Regions from separate parts of the Mus musculus genome. Here region 1 is linked to region 2. The links are chromatin loops, found by intact Hi-C in ENCODE. Cell type or tissue: left cerebral cortex. All regions are shown on one strand. Links, peaks and the distances in the headings refer to the core of each region. The heading gives the core; the rest is flanking DNA. Region 1 holds the start of Gm26479 (a small nuclear RNA gene). Region 2 overlaps Pbld1 (phenazine biosynthesis-like protein domain containing 1).

What was found. A loop is a pair of places that touch in the nucleus more often than their neighbours do. Peaks named below come from ENCODE experiments on the same cell type or tissue, not always from the same donor. Only the 100,000 strongest peaks of a DNase experiment are listed, where the experiment ranks them.
Region 1: a loop joins it to region 2, with 1.8 times the contacts of the local background. A loop is called at or near these places in 1 of 42 quality-filtered maps.

What each region holds. Positions count from the first base shown.
Region 1 is chr10:62,891,463-62,894,375 of GRCm38, reverse strand. All of the region lies in intron 2 of Gm51805 (a long non-coding RNA gene), which reads right to left. It overlaps Gm26479 (a small nuclear RNA gene), which reads left to right and starts at 862; the gene lies at 862-967. RefSeq lists a cis regulatory region at 1-2,619. In left cerebral cortex, for the core only: no CTCF peak of the experiment used is centred there; a DNase peak (open chromatin) is centred at 1,719.
Region 2 is chr10:63,064,604-63,067,516 of GRCm38, reverse strand. Pbld1 (phenazine biosynthesis-like protein domain containing 1) reads right to left here. Exons shown (of 9, transcript NM_026701.3): 2 at 1,634-1,733; 3 at 894-992; 4 at 1-88. Among named protein-coding and RNA genes, the nearest start is that of Pbld1, 4.5 kb to the right of the region's middle. In left cerebral cortex, for the core only: CTCF peaks have their summits at 1,126 and 1,328 (motif pointing right); a DNase peak (open chromatin) is centred at 1,336.

The DNA of each region.
Region 1 (2,913 bases), core at 162-2,661, 170 kb after region 2:
TTGTCAAATACTGCATGCACTCCTAAGACCAGCAAACTGCAGTACAGCCAGGACTACATGGTGAGACCCTGTCTCAAAACAAAACAAAACAAAACAAAACAAAACAAAACAAAACAAAACAAAACAAAACTCATCACACTGCCGGATGTGGGGGATCAACTGGGGCTCAGAGTAAAAGTAGGTTCTTTCCATCCACCATGGGTGGGTTCTGGGAATCGAACTCGGGTCATCAGGCTTAATCACAATCAATTTGACCCATGGAATCATCTTACTAACTAACCCTTATTGAATTTTGAGACAAGGGCTTGCTTTCCACACAGGACTGAGTTCACATTTACCGCAGAGCTCTGCTAGCCTCTAACCACTGAGATTCCAGGTGTGACCCACTGGATCTTGCTGCCTTATTAACTTTTCTTCCTCTCTCTGTCTGTCTGTCTCTCTCTTTCTCTCAGGTTTTTGTTTTTTGTTTTTCCTGAGACAGGGTTTCTCTGTGTAGCCCTGGCTGTCCTGGAACACACTCTGTAGACCAGGCTGGCCTCAAACTCAGAAATCCGTCTGCCTCTGCCTCCCAAGTGCTGGGATTAAAGGCGTGCGCCACCACCACCCAGCTCGGGAACAGACTGCCTGGTTTCTTTTTAACTTTTCATGTGTGGCGAGCTGAGTCAAAAATGTGGTTTTCTGGATGCCAGGCACACTCTGAGCGACATGTTTATACTTGTTCTAGTCTTCTGTTCCTGTTTCCCCCCTTCTCTTACTTTGTAGCCTTGGCTGGCTTGCAATTTTCTTGGCCAACCAAGATGCTCCTTCTTCTGCCTCCCAAGTGCCTGGAATATCCAGCACTATATCCAGCATATTCATATGTATATTGAAGACTAGGTGGCCTGTTATCTTTGGAACAATACAGAGAAAATTAGCATGGGCCCTATGCAAGGATGACCCCAAAGTTAATCAAGTGTTCCACATTTTGCCCTTTTTCACTCTCATAGTCACCTGCAGGGAAACTGAGGTACAATGCTATGAATCTGCTGAGCCTTATCACTATCCTTCTGTCAGCTCCCCAAATCCCACCCACCAAGGTTTTTTTAAAAAAACAAAAAACAAACAGATAACCCAGGCTAGGTTATGTTTGGCTACAAACTTGCTATGTATGCAGGAATAGAACTCAGGGTTTAAGGCATGCCACACAAACACACTAGGAATGGAGTAGCAGACCCAGTCACATTCTCTTGGAATCAGTTTAGAACCTGAATAAGAAAATGTCTTTGGGATCCTGTAGCGGCAGGAGTTTCCTGAGTATCTTTAGTTATTCTGAACAATCCTGTTAATCGCTGGGGAGTTTATGTTAAAGAGCTTCAGGGTGGAACATCTGTAGCCTCTGGGGAAGGGTAGTCTCCAAAAGGACAGACAGATTTACTGGATTTCAACCTTCACACCTTTCTACCAACTTCCTGGAAAGAGGGTGGGGGGTTCATTGGGATCCCTCAAAAAAAAAAAAAAAAAAAAACCGGCAGGCAGATCTTTTCTGAGTCGCTGAGGCTGAGGGAAGGATGTAGGTCTGGAGAGATCCTGGAAGCCTCTTGCTGAGGCTGAGGGAAGGATGTAGGTCTGGAGAGATCCTGGAAGCCTCTTGCATCATCATGCTCTGCATCTGTCCTGGCTGAGTGTCTTCATTCTGCCAACTGTGAGTAAAGCATGTGGACCTGATGGGTGGTGAGTGGGTGGGAACTCCTATACTGCCTTTCAAAAGCAGGTATAACAAACTAGCTTATGGCAATGGTATTTTGTATTTCAAGTGTGTGTGTGTGTGTGTGTGTGTGTGTGTGTGTGTGTGTGTGAGTGTGAATCTGGAGGTGACACACTTTTAATCCCAGGATTCAGCGGCAGGCTGGTTTCTGAGTTTCAGGACAACTACGGCTTTATAAAGAAACTTTGTCTTGGACCCACCCCCTCAACCGCCCCACACACACACACATAAAAGAGGGAGTGTGTGTTTGATCTGAAGCTATGAAGTTGGTTCAAGCCCCACTTGTCTTTTTTTTTAATTTTTTTCAAGTTTTATTTATTATATCTAAGTACACTGTAGCTGTCTTTAGACACCCCAGAAGAGGGTGTCAGATCTTATTACAGATGGTTGTGAGCCACCATGTGGGTTGCTGGGATTTGAACTCAGGACCTTTGGAAGAGCAGTCAGTGCTCTTAACCGCTGAGCCATCTCTCCAGCCCCCCCCCCCCCCCCCCCCCCCCCCCGTCTTTTGACTTCCAAATGTATATACATTGTGGCACCCAACACTCTCCACTTAATACATAATTAATGGCTGGTCAGTGGTGGCTCACCTCTTTAATCCCAGCACTTGGGAGGCAGAGGCAGGTGGATTTCTGAGTTCAAGGCCAACCTGGTCTACAGAGTGAGTTCCAGGACAGCTAAGGCTACACGGAGAAACCCTGTCTCGAAAAATCAAAAAACCAAAACCAAACAAACAAAAAAAACTAAAAAAACATAATGTAATATAAAGGTCTATGTACTTTTGCCCAGTGAGCCATTGCACTGATCTCAAATTCTGCCTTGGGAAGATGTGGAGGCTCTCGTCTGTAATCTCAGGAATAGGAAGTTATGTCTATAAGGTTTCTGCAGGTTCAAAACATCAGCACTAGATTGTAAGTTTCAGGAAAGCCTAGGATACAAAATCAAAATCAGAGCTGGAGAGATAGCTCAGCGGTTAAGAGCACTGACTGCTCTTCCAGAGGTCCTGTCCCAGTAACCATGTGGTGACTCATGACCATCTGTAATGGGAACCGATGCCTCCTTCTTGTGTGTCTAAAGACTGCAATCCTATACTCATATAAACAAAGAATAAAATCGCCAGGCATGGTGGCACCCGCCTCTAATCCCAGCACTTGGGAGGTAGAGGCAGG
Region 2 (2,913 bases), core at 129-2,628:
GGAAAGTCCAGGACTATCCCATCTTCTGCTCTTCTGGCCTTTAGCTCCCCGCTCATTGTGACAAAGGTCAGGGTGCTGTTCCTGTTCTCTGGACAGAGGAGGGGTCAAAGGTCAGGAAAATAAGTTTGGTATTGGGACCCTCCACCCTGCCAGTATACAGATTCAAGGCAAGTAACCTACCACTGAGCTACTGACCCAGCCAACTTTATTATCTATCTATCTATCTATCTATTTATTTATTTTGGTTTTTCAAGACAGGATTTCTCTGTGCAATTCTGGCCATCCTAGAACTCACTCTGTAGACCAGGCTAGCCTCGAACTCAGAAATCCATGCCTCTGCCTCCCAAGTGCTGGGATTACAGGCATGGGCCACCACTGCCCAGCCCCCAGCTAACTTTAAATATTTTTTATTATTATTTAATTTCTTTTTCAAGAAAAGATCTTAACTATGAAGTCCCTACTAGCCTGGAACTCCCTATGTAGGTCAGGCTGGTTTTGAACTCACAAAGATCCGTCTGCTTCTACCTCTGGAGTGCTGGTGGTGCATACACGGAATCCAGTACTAGGAACATCGAGGCAGGAAGTCAGGAGCACAGGGTAGGCAATAGCTACACAGAGAATCCAGGGCAAGCCTGGGCCATATAAATACCTGTCTCAAAAAACAGACATCCAGGAGCCAAGTGTGGTGACACACACCTTTAATCCCAGCTCTGGAGGGAGAGGCAGAAGATCTCTGCTAGAGATCTAGCCTAGTCCACAGATTAAGTTCCAAGACAGCTACCTAGCTCAGAAAAAACAAACAAACAAACAAACAAACAAACAACAAACCAAAACCAAGAAACCACCTATACACACACATGCACAGATACAAGCATACAAAAAATCCACATTACGTATTTTGTGAAACAGCACAGCCGCAGAGGCCAGTGTGGCGTGGCCGCACAAGGGGACTTCACTCACTGGCGTAAACCATCTCAGTCCAAAGCGAGAGCCTTCAGAGGAGGAAAAGCCAAAGGGATGCAAGTCAGACCCCATGCAGGCTTTCCAGCTTTCAGACTTTCCTAAATCTCTCGATGGTGTGGCTAGCAGCGAACTGTGGTCAAATGACCAGTGCAGACATCCACAGGCTCCCTGCAGTTAGGTGTAGAGCCAAAACTGTAGGCTCACCAACACCCTCTTAGTCCATTTGGGTTGCTATAGAAGAACCCCACGGTTTGGGTGACTCTTCAAGAGAAATTCTCTGTTATAGGTCTGATGGCTTAGAGGTTCACCGCCTAGGGGCTGGCACCTGCCAAGCGCCTTCTCAACTACATCAGCTCCGGGCAGGCACAGCCACAAGAGGGCACCCAATACCCATGTCAGTTCTATCCTGTCCTGAGATTCCCAAACACACCCTCAAAGATGTCAACTGTCATCTCCTTTTAGGCCCAGCTACCCACACGCTGCCCTGGGGACCCACTTTCAACAACTGCACTTAGGTGGTGGGGGACACCTTAAACTATACATTTAGACTTAACTTCAGTATACCTTCTCCTAGATGAGAAGACCCAAGGGTGCTGTCGGCATGCAAATAACACATTAACATCTCCCTTAAACCTCCCACCCAGGAATGAACGAAGAAACATGCACTTACTTTGTGTGAAGCTGTCAGTCGGCTGCAGTTTCCTGATGAAAGCCGTTTCTGAGAGGTTCATCTCCCTCGCAATTTGCTGATGGGCGTCTTCCTCCAATGTCTAATTAGAAACAAGCAGTTATTGAGACTTTGGACTCCCTGGTGTGGCAAACTCTCTGTTAGTTAACATAGCAGTTTACTCTCAACTTCTGAAGCTCAAGTTACGTGTGGAGGCAAATTTATAGAGACAACCTTTCAGATTCTATACAAGTGAAAAGACCTCAGTGTATTATCAAGTAAAAGGTCCGGTGCTACAGGGAATCAGTTCTAGGGCTTCTTGCATGCTAGCCAGCCTCTATCACTGGGCTATGGCCCCAGGCATTTATCCACTTATTTCTTTGTTTGTTTTCCTTTGTAGACACGTTTTAAGATGCTCAGGTGGGTCTTCTTTAGCTTGTAATTTTTTTATGCTTCACAGTTGGATCATATAGAGGCATATTCTCTCTTCTCTCTCTCTCTCTCTCTCTCTCTCTCTCTCTCTCTCTCTCTCGTGTGCATGGTTGTTTTGATTGCATGTGTGTCTGGAACAGGAGTTACAATTGAGAGCTGCCATGTAGGTGCTGGGAACAGAACACTTGTCCTTTGGAAGAGCAGCCAGTTCTCTTAACTATTGAGCCATCTCTCCAGCCCCTAATTTTACATTAAAAAAAAAGATATTACATTTATGGGAGGGGGACTGGGGGTGTGTGCTTGAATGCCACCATGCCCGTGTAGAGGTCAGAAGAAAGGGTGTGGAAGCTAGCTCTGTCCTCCCACTGTGTGGGAGGCCATGAGTCTTAGCAGCAAGTGGTTTTACTTAAGGGACACATCTTACCAGCCCCTCTGTTCTTCCTTATAACATTAAAGACACCAATCCTTACAAAGTGCTTCTCTAGTGCCGACACATGACTGTACTTGTATGCCAACCAGTTAATTTAATATTTCCAGGGCATAAAGGCTGTGGTATGCGCGTGGAGGTCAGAGGATAACATTTCAGCTCTCGAATTCCACCTGTAAGTGGGCTTTGGGATCTGAACTCAGGTCATCATGCTTGCGCGCAGCAAGCACCTCCATTGGCCGAGCTATGTTGCTGGCCCTTCAAGCAGGCAAGCAAGCAAGCAAACCGAGAAGGGTGGTGCTTGCTTACAGTCCCACTGCCAGGGAGATGGAGACAGAAAGGTTCAGTTAAAGTTTTACTTCCAGACCTGAAGAGATGGCTCCACGGTTAACAGTGCTGCTGTTTGTCCAGAGGACCTGAAAGC